2 separate regions of the Homo sapiens genome follow, and region 2 is linked to region 1. The links are chromatin loops, found by intact Hi-C in ENCODE. Cell type or tissue: heart left ventricle. All regions are shown on one strand. Links, peaks and the distances in the headings refer to the core of each region. The heading gives the core; the rest is flanking DNA. Region 1 overlaps MALRD1 (MAM and LDL receptor class A domain containing 1). Region 2 has its middle 28 kb from the start of PLXDC2.

The links. A loop is a pair of places that touch in the nucleus more often than their neighbours do. Peaks named below come from ENCODE experiments on the same cell type or tissue, not always from the same donor. Only the 100,000 strongest peaks of a DNase experiment are listed, where the experiment ranks them.
Region 2: a loop joins it to region 1, with 3 times the contacts of the local background. A loop is called at or near these places in 8 of 110 quality-filtered maps.

The regions. Positions count from the first base shown.
Region 1 is chr10:19,626,836-19,632,230 of GRCh38, forward strand. The region is part of intron 36 of MALRD1 (MAM and LDL receptor class A domain containing 1); the gene reads left to right. Among named protein-coding and RNA genes, the nearest start is that of MALRD1-AS1, 99 kb to the right of the region's middle. In heart left ventricle, for the core only: a CTCF peak has its summit at 2,866; a DNase peak (open chromatin) is centred at 2,876; H3K27ac peaks cover 1,383 bases.
Region 2 is chr10:19,785,307-19,790,701 of GRCh38, forward strand. No RefSeq gene overlaps it. Among named protein-coding and RNA genes, the nearest start is that of PLXDC2, 28 kb to the right of the region's middle. In heart left ventricle, for the core only: a CTCF peak has its summit at 2,977 (motif pointing left); no DNase peak of the experiment used is centred there.

The DNA of each region.
Region 1 (5,395 bases), core at 102-5,101:
ATTTAGATTTTTGTTTGATTTTGAAATAGGCAGTTGGATTTTAATGTTCAGTTGGAAAAATAAATAAAACTTAAAGCCAAAATTATGAAATGGTATTTACAATACTTGACAATACAGCTTGCTATAAAGTCATTGTAATAAATATTATGAAGCTGGAACAGGAATAGACAAATAGACACTTGGAAAAGAATAAAAAGTCTACAAATAGCTTAACGTGGTTACCTAAAATTAGTATAAAATAGGTGGTTTTCAAGTTAATGAGAATGGATGAGTTGGAATATGTAATAATTGATATTAAGATAATTGGTTAGCCATTAATTTAAAATGTAAATTATTATTGACATAACACACAGGAATTAACTTCAGAATTATTAAAAATATATATAGGGGAAAAGCATAAAATTTCTTTGGGAAAATAGCATACAAGAATAGTTTAAAATCTTGAAGTATGAGGGTCTTTTCTAAGCTTAGTAAGCAGCTGTAAAATAAAAGATAAACAGATTCGAAAACTTGATCACATGGATGATGCTTAAAAGTATTCAGTGTGGTAAAAGACACCATAAACAAAATTAAGAAAAAAACAACAAACAAACAAAAAAGCAACAAAAAAACAATAACAGGGCCACGTGCGGTGGCTCACACCTGTAATCCCAGCACTTTGGGAGGCCAGGTAGAGTGGATTACCTGAGGTCAGGTGCAAGACTAGCCTGGCCAACATGATGAAACCCCATCTCTTCTAAAAATATAAAAATACAATTACAAAAAAATACAAAAAATTAACCAGGCGTGGTGGCAGGTTCCTGTAATCCCAGCTACACGGGAAGCTGGAGTAGGAGAATCACTTGAACACGGTGGGCAGAGGTTTCGCAGTGAGCCGATATTCCACCACTGCACTCCAGCCTGGGCGACAGAGCAAGACTGTCTAAAAAAAAAAAAAAAAAAAGGAAAAAAGGAAGAAAAAACAATAATAGGCCAGGCCAGGAGGAAAATATACAGGATACACAACAGCTAGGGATTAGTCATAATATATACTCAAACAATAAAAATTATGTAACAGATAAACTAGACACACATTATTTACAGAAAAAGGAAAATAAATGGTCAACACACATCTGAAAAAAATTCAAAACAAAATTATGTAACAGATAAACTAGACAAACATTATTTACAGAAAAAGGAAAATAAATGGTCAACACACATTGCACTAATGCATAAATGCACTAATGAATAAATAAGTGCAAAGTAAGTCGTTGATATCCTGTTTTTACCTATTAAAGTGACAAAACATTTTTTGGTAATATCCATTATTTATGAGACTATAGAAACACTGTCCCTTTTATATATAGCTTGTGGGACTATAGCTTTTCTAAATATACAACATGGAGAAAAATACAACTTTTGGAAAAATAAAGTGGCAATATTCATTCAATGTTTTAATATACACGTTCCTTAATTCAACAATCCCAATCCTAGGAATGTAGCCTACTAACATATTAACAAGAAATATAAACACAAACATATTGGCCTCAGCATTTTGCAATAGCACCATATTGAAAACACAGTTAAATGTTCCAAATAGTGTCATGGAATAGTATGTAACACTTTTTTAAAATAGAAGATATAAATCCTGACATAGAAAAGTATCCATATTGTTAGGTGAAAATGCAAATGCCAGAATAATATGTATATTAAGATCCTATTTGGAGAGGGAGAAAATGTGTAACTGTGTATGAAAAAGAAAAAAAGGAAACTGGTGAGTTACACATCAAACTGTTAAGAATAGTTAGTGAGCTCTGTAGAAGATTGGCTTGGGGGAAAGAGAGATTTCATACTTGAATTTTTGCATTTTTATTTTACCAGGTACTGCTTTTTATAACTTAAAAAAGCATTAAAAAGATTTTTGAAAACATATGTTGCTAATTTTTCAGGTAAGAAACAAAGGAAAAAAGAGTTTTTATATTTTTAAAAATACTAACATATGTTACAGTAAAAGGCAGAGTCAGTTGGCTGCTTCTAACAAAGTGTCCTGCGGATGAATGTGCCCGTCCCTCAGTTTTTCTTTCCGTGTTGTCAGAAAGCATTACACACTTTCTGCCTCCTGCAGAGCCAAGTAAGCAAGACAGACCAGGAATGTGATTGAAGGTGAAGCAACAAACTGCTCTCGCCCAGCTCACCAAGCCTTCTTCCCTGCCTAATTTGCAGAGCTGGATTGTACTCCAATCACATATGCTAACAGAGTCACAAAAATGAAAAGCACAGTGATACCTAATTTCCCCTGTCTGCACCCCTTCCCAAAAAGCAAGCCTCGTGATATGTTTGTACACTTAGCTATTAAATGGTTTTTAGGCTCCTGATGATAGCTGTAAGCATTCACAGTTGGTGCCTTCCAAATGAATGACCTGTTGACTCATCCAGGGAGGGCATCCTCTAAGGAAAGGCATGGCCCAGATTCTGTTCGCTGGTCATTGCTGACAGGGATTTGTGATCCAGATATTTTCCAAGATCTCTGGTATGACCTGACTGTTAAGTAGATATTTCTGTCCTCCGAGAGGAGTGGTGGGTTATTTGTGAGGCAGTATCTAATGCCAGAGGACTTGCTTTAAAAGAGAGAACAAGAAATAGCTGTCTAGAGTGTAAGAATCAGGAGATTCAAAAAGCTCACTCCATCACCCATCCTAAAGTAGCTGCATAGGAAAATGTTTCTACACAGTTTTCACTTTATCAGTTTTCCTAGTATGTGCACGGCCAAGCTTCATGGGGTAGCCGTTGGTTGAAAATGACACCTCTTCTTTCTTTGCTGTGTGTGATGTGTGTGCATGTGGCCAACGCACTCTACTGAATGGAAGCAAGAGACACAGCTCAGTGGTGGCGCTCGAGAGACTGGAGCTTCTAAGAATGCTGACAAAAAAGTTATTCCTCAGACTGAATTTCACAATTTCCCCAATCAGGCCTCCCCAGTGGCCCTGGAACGGCTGGCCATCCAGCTCTGCTCTGATCCTACACAGCTTTTCTTCCTGCTCAGCCAGCATGAGTTTAACTATGTCAGAGTAGAAGCTTTTGTGCTGTTGCTAGGTGGCTGATCTCTGCCTTACAGAAGCAGAATCTAGCAAATGAGGTAGAACTTTTTGAACTTATCCCTCTTAGTAGAGAAATGTTGACAGATCTAAGTAGTTCAATGCATTTTAATTTTGAAACCCCCTTGGGACTTTTCTTATCCTCTGAAAGAACTAGTTTATGTTTGCTGTTGCCCTAATCTGCTGTCTGTAATTCTGCCATGTAGGAAATCCCTTTGTATTTTTCAGAAAAAGACTTATTTTCCTTATGTCCATCAGGGAAAAGAAGGAGATAATGAAACTGGTTTATGTTCCTAAGTTTAAGGTTAAATTATGACTATTCATGATCAGTGGTTAGAGTTTTTATATATGGTTATATAAACATACACGTTGGTATTGAATTCAAAAATACATCTCTTTCAAATTTATTGTTTGGGCATCCAGAATGAAAACATATAATATCACTTCATAGTAAGTCTTTTCGTTTTAGTGCTACCACCATCTAACAATTTTGAGGACTAAGGTAGCATGCTTTCTAAATATATAGGGGGAATTCTAAGTTTGGAATAAGAACATTTTCTAAGAATTACATTTTTCATTCTGTAGATAAAAACCAAAAAGCAATATTTTCCTGTTAGAGTGTTAGAATGAGAGTGTGTTTAGTTTGAATAAAGACTTTAGTAATGAGAATAAGGCTTTGCATATATTATTCTTTTCCATTTGTTGAAATTAAAAATGATATTATAAGAATTTTCTCCATAGCAATGTAAGTTATGATGTATTGTCTTTTGCTATTGTTTATGGATTTTATGGTGTCAAGAGAACACAAATTATGTACATAAAAAGAATAAGTGAAAGGTATTTTATAGATATAAATATGTATTTATAAGCATATATTTAACTAGGATAAATTGCCCTAGCAAACAAATATATATTTATATTGACAAGTATTTGCCTATATTTTTTGGTTTGTTTTTATGGCAAAACATCATAATATATAAAACTAAATTAGTCATTCATTGGCTATAAAGTATATGAAACATTGTGATGTACAAGGGAAGGAAGACTGGCCTTGGAATTAAAAGACCTGTCTTGACTGCCCTTTGAAAAACTTTTATTTTAGATTCAGAGGTACATGTGGAGGTTTGTAATATAGGCAAACTCATGTCATGGAGGTTTGTTGGACAGATTATTCATCACCCAGTACTAAGTCTAATAACCAATAGTTATTTTTTTCTGATCCTTTTCCTCCTCCCAACCTGCACCTTCAAGTAGGCCCCAGTGTCTGTTGTTCCCCTCTATGTGTCCATGTGTTCTCATCATTTAGCTCCCACTTATAAGTGAGAACAGGTGGAATGTAGTTTTTTGTTCCTGCATTAGTTTACTAAGGATGATGGCCTCCAGCTCCATCCATGTTCTTGTAAAGGACATAATCTCTTTGTTTTTTATGGCTGCATAGTATTTCATGATGTATATGTATCATATTTCTTTTGTCCAGTCTGCCATTGATTGGCATGTAAGTTGATCCCATATCTTTGATATTGTGAATAGTGCTATAATGAACATACGCATGCATGTGTCTTTATGGTAGGACAATTTATATTCCTTTGGGTACATATCCAGTAATGGGATTGCTGGATCCAATGGTAGCTCTGTTTTAGTTCTTTGAGGAATCATCACACTGCTTTCCACAATGGTTGAACTAATTTACACTCTCATCAACAGTGTATAAGGTTCATTTTTCTCCATAACCTCACCAGCATCTGTTATTTTTTGACTTTTTAATAATAGCCATTCTGATTGGTGTGAGATGCTATGTCATTGTGGTTTTGATTTACATTTCTCTAATGATCAGTGATTGAGCTTTTCTTCATATGCATGTTGCCTGCATGTATGTCTTCTTTTGAAAAGTGTGTTCATGTCATTTGCCCACTTCTTAGTGGGGTTGCTTTTTCTTGTAAATTTGTTCAAGTTCCTTATAGATGCTGGATATTAGACCTTTGTCAGATGCCTAGTTTGCAAAGATTTTCTCCCATTCTGTAGGATGTTTGTTTACTCTGTTGATAGTTTCTTCTGCTGCTGCACTTAATAATTGTATAGCAGTATCAGTCAGGAACCTGGTAGAAAGAGAATTCAAGCCAGATGGCCCAAATAACAAAATTTTCATGAAGTGGCCTCTTAGTTTAATGAAGGTATGAGCAAGGTTGAAAGAACAACACATTGAGGCTCCAGAAAACTAGCAGCAGTAGAAAGCCTAAATCTAAAGAGACAAGGAGTAGACCTTGGTTAACTAGCTTCTAATGAGAACTGGCACTGTGGTAGAGCTTCAAAGAAAAATCTGT
Region 2 (5,395 bases), core at 257-5,256, 160 kb after region 1:
CATCTGATCTTTGACAAAACTGACAAAAACAAGCAATGGGAAAATGAATTCCTATTTAACAAATGGTGCTGGGGATAATTGGCTAGCCAGATGCAGAAGACTGAAACTGGACCCCTTTATTATACCATATACAAAAGTCAACTCAAGATAGATTAAAGACTTAAGTGTGAAACCCAAAACTATAAAAACCCCTTGTAAATAGCCTAGGCAATACCATTCAGGATGTAGGAATGAGCAAAGATTTCCTGACGAAGATGCCAAAAACGATTGCAACAAAAGCAAAAAATGACTAATGGAATCTAATTAAACCAAAGAGCTTCCACACAGCAAAAGAAACTACCAACAGAGTAAACAGGAAGCCTACAGAATGGTAAACAAATTTTTGCAAACTGTGCTTCTGACAAAGGTCTAATATCCCGAATCTACAAGGAACTTACACAAATTTACAAGCAAAAGCAACCCCATTAAAATGTGGGCAAAGAACATGAACAGACACTTCTCAAAAGAAGACATACAAATGGCCAATAAGCATATAAAAGGAAAGCTCATTATCACTGATCATCAGAGAAATACAAATCAAACCACAATGAGATACTGTCTTACATCAGTCAGAGTGGCTATTATTAAAAAGTCAAAGATGCTGGTGAGGTTGTGGACGAAAGGAAACCCTTATACATTGTTTGTGAACGTATAAATTCATTCAGCCATTGTGGACAGCAGTGTGGAGATTCCTCAAAGAGCTAGAAACAGAATTACCATATTACCTGGCAATTCCATTACTGGGTGTATAACCAAAGGAATATAAATTGTTCTACCATAAAGACACATGCACTTGTATGTTCAATGCAGTGCTATTCACAATAGCAAAGACATGGAATAAATCTAAGTTTCCATCAATGGTAGACTGGAAAAAGAAAACATAGTACATATACACAATGGAATGCTATGCAGCGATAAAAAGGAATGAGATCATGTCCTTTGCAGTAACATGGATGGAGCTGGAGGCCATTATCCTTAGCAAACTAATGCAAGAATAGAAAAGCAAATACTGTACATCCTCACTTACAAGTGGGAGCTAAATAATGAGAACACGTGGACACATAGAGGGGAACAACACACACTGGGTCCTACTTGAGGGAGGAGGGTGAGAGGAAGGAAAGGACCTGAAAAAAGTAACCATCCAGTACTATGCTTAGTACCTAGGTGACAAAATAATATGTATACCAAACCCCCATAACACCAATTTACCTATGTTACGCACCTGCACATGTACCTCTGAACCTAAAATAAAAGTTAAATAAATACATAAAATAAAGAAAATAAAAATATGTTGACTCCTTTTGCTCTTATTTTCCTATTTACTTCTTGAGAAGTATTTGTAGTTATAGTTTTATTAATAAGAGGCATCCTCAGAATTCTACACATGAACTACTTAATAAATGATAGTTACCATTTATTGTGCAAACACAGTAATGTGCAAAGAAATCTAGTCACATTTTTCCTATATCCTTTATAAAGCCTGATCCTGCCTCAGTTCACCTTGGGTATTTAGTACATATTTGTTTATTTTACTACATTGTTGGGAAAACATTGTATTGAGAACTATAAATGAAACACTAATTCTCAATTCAATCACTTATTAACACTTATTAAATGGAATACCTTGGACTGGTTTTTCATAGATTATGTAACTGCTAAAGTTCCCCCTGGCTCTAAGTACTTTAGTTTTAGTATTGTCTCTCCTTCTCTTTCCTTCCCTTCCCTCCCTCCCTCCCTTCCTTCCTTTTCTTTCCTTTCTTTTTCTTTTTTTCTCTTTCCTTCCTTTCTACGTCTATATAGCATACATTCCCCTTCTTAGACCATAGTCATCCACTTAACCATTATTTGTTGAAGGCTTACCACCCAGTCTTCCAGTGTAATTCAGCAATATCAAAAAAGTCTTTGCCTTCTCATGGATTTAGGGTTTGTAGTTCCTTGAGATAAGACTCAGTCTGATCCATTCTTACATTTTTCCATGGTGTCTGGAAGAGGGCATTTGCCTTTTAGACAAAAAAAAAACCAACAAAAAAAACCCTGAATTAATGAAGTGAACTTTTCACTACTTCAGATTTTAAAATGCAGTCCTGTTTTTGATAAATTATACTTAAAGGAACACCAGGTGGCCTCAGAGAGATTGAACCAAGGAGACAAAATGTAGATAATTATAGGCAGTTACCTTTTTCTAAATGTGTTCATCTTCCATAGAAGTTTAATTTTCACAAATTATACATCTATGTCCTTTAAATGACCTTCAGAATTCTGATTTCAGACTTTCATAAGCAGCGGACGCACATTTTAAGCTATCACAAAAAAGAACTCTTCTTTGGCTATTCCCTTTTAATGACATTACCATTTATGTGCACCAGAGTTTTTATACTTATTTTAATCTTATTGCATTTTGTCCTTATTGCTTGACAAAAAATATGAAAACTGAAAAACAAAACATGCTGACTTGGCTGACAAGAACTATAGCTCTCATAAACCTAATACATTTTAAATAGCAGTGGAAAATTTTTAAAGTTTTAAATATATATATATATATCTTAACCAGATTCTGATTAGATTTAAGTAGGTCTACCCTGTATTTGGTTGTTAAATTAAAACAAAAAAAAAACCAACTTTAATATGTATAAAATGTTGGAATTTTATCATGGAAGATTAAATGTAACAAAAAGAGGTTGCCTTTTTTTTATTTTTTCTTTAAACTCTCTGGGAAGAGAAACTCTTCCCATATTTGACTATTATCTGATTAATGTGAATGAGACTTTCACACACATTTTCAAAAATGCATTTGATATGAAAGTAGATCTATCCAACAGGGGTCTCTGGTAGCCAATTAGTGGTGGTATGCTCTGTTTTATTTCTCTCTTTGTTTTTCTTTTCTTCTATCTCCTTGTTTTTCTGCGTTTTCTCTACTTATGCGTTAGGCTTGCTAGTGACACCTAGAGGTATCTGCAGGCATGACATACCACAGGTTAGAAGAGTTGGTTGATCTCTACTATGAATTTTAAATAATGAGAGGTTTTGGAACCTATATGTTCTCTTTTGTCCCATTTTTACAAATGCTACAGAGAGTTTGAAGACATTTGATAATTTTTAAAATGCTTGGCTCATTCAGCATGGCATAGTGGAAAATGTGTGTGTGTGTTTGCACTGGATTAAAAACGTGGCTCTGTCATTGATCAGCTGCATAACTTTGAGCAACATATTCACTTAAAAAGTTGGGTTCCACATTTATAAATTGTGTATTAAGATACTGATCACTTAAAATTTTTGTGAGAATCAGATATATGTATATGAAGCACCTGAAATATAGTAGATGCTAAATAAATGGGTTATTATCATGATGTGAATTATAATGTTCATATTTTCTATTACACTGGATTAAATTATTTTTACATTTAAAACATGGGTAAAATTAAATGAAATTGAAGATTGCTCCCTCAAGAAAACCTTGAAAATTGAAAGCAAAATTGACTATCACTTCATATTTTTATCTGATTTTTAAGAAAGTGTTAATAAATTCCTAAATGTTTAACAGTGGTGCCTTGGGTGTCAGTGACAAAAGCTCAAATAATTAAGACAGTGGATAAATTAACTGTGAAAGAAGATCTCTTCCTTAAAAATAAGACAATGAACAAAATGTTTCTAGATTTTCTCATAACTCTGAGACACCAAAATGGTACTGAATCATGACCACTCTCCTTATCCTTACTAACTGAAAGGAGAAAATGTTCAGTAACAGTGGAATTCAAAGAATTTACATCTCAAAATTAAGCAGCAAGAACTGCTGAATGTCTGCTTCTTCCCACTGATCCAGCTTTAAAAAGGCCTTATTTAAATCCTCGGGAGAAAACACAGGGGAACCATTAAAACAAACAAAAATCAACAGCCGAGGGAATAATTGAATTGTTTCATTTCTTTGTTTATTGTTTATATATGTATATATATTTTTTCTCCCCCCCCAGTTTTTTTTCTTCTCTATCCTGGATAGCGATTTCTTTTCCCAACATCTCAAAACTTTGCCTCCCCTCTTTTTTTTTTCATCCTCTTTCATGATAGTTTTCATTTATGATTCATCTTTTGATTCCACACTCTAAGATATAAGGGCAATTTGAGAACATCTTGAGCTGAGTACCAACTTTATTAAATAGATAAAAATATGAGCTCTGGAAAACAAATTATGGACCTGAAAACTGTTGGTATTTTAAAAAGCAGTGGGCATATATAGAGGAAAGAGCACATTCTGTACTAGGGTTTCTCTCAAAGGCGATAGGGTTACATATTCAGTAATGGATAGAGCAAGAAGTGAAGACACCAGAAGGGGTTGACTGTATATTTCCATTAAAGTGAATTACATGAGCAAGTTAACAGAGACAGAAAGAATACAGGTTTAAACTTGATGACTTGGGTTAAAGGCAGGTCATCAAGTTTCAGGGCTACTGGAGAAGATCCACGAAATGTGGGCAGTACCGAAACCTGCTTTGAAAGACAGTCTAAGGAGGCTGAACTCTAGTGAAGAGCATAACATCTCGGAGAAAATAATTTTGGCGACAAAATGGAGAAAGGATGGTAGGAAGAGGTATAACTTACTCATTGTAACATTCCAAGCCTGAGATTTCAAGTGCCTGAAATAATAAATTTGGGATGCTTATCTAAGCACTTAGTATTTCTGATATAAAATAATACTGCATTTCTAGTTGCAGTAGAGTTTACCATGTGGTTCTATATTATTTCATTTTTACAACCACCTTCTGAACTAAGGAAGGAATTGTTATTTTTGCTTTACAGAGGAGAAATGTGATGCTCAGAGGGTGTGGCTGACAAGCTCCAGGACACAGGTAATAAGTAAAATCTAGATCTCGGGTCTTTCAATTGAAACTAGAAACATAGGAAACAACAACAGAAGTCACAACAATTTAACAGTTATTTAGAGGTGTCAGTGATTTGGGATTTAAAAATATGGAATTTAACATTTCTGGTTTCAAAGTCAATACACAGCTTCCATATGACACTATAGAGTAAGTAAAAAATAAAAGATAATTTATCTGATGTATCGTTAATTGTGCTTTAATAATTCTCATGTTATTGGCTTGGGATTATAATTGGAAATTATATCTGAAAGTAATAAAATTATAGTTGATGATAGAATGAGACAGTCTTTACCCACCTTTCCAAAATTCAGATGGCTTTCCAAATTTTATTTTTAAAATGTCCACCAAATAATTTTTTAAAAGATTAATAGGTTCTCACAGAGCACAAATACATAAAATAATGGCTGCCTTTTGAAAGATTACATTGTTTTCATATATCTCATTAGTATTTGAGGAGAAATTAGGACTTGTATTTTCTCACA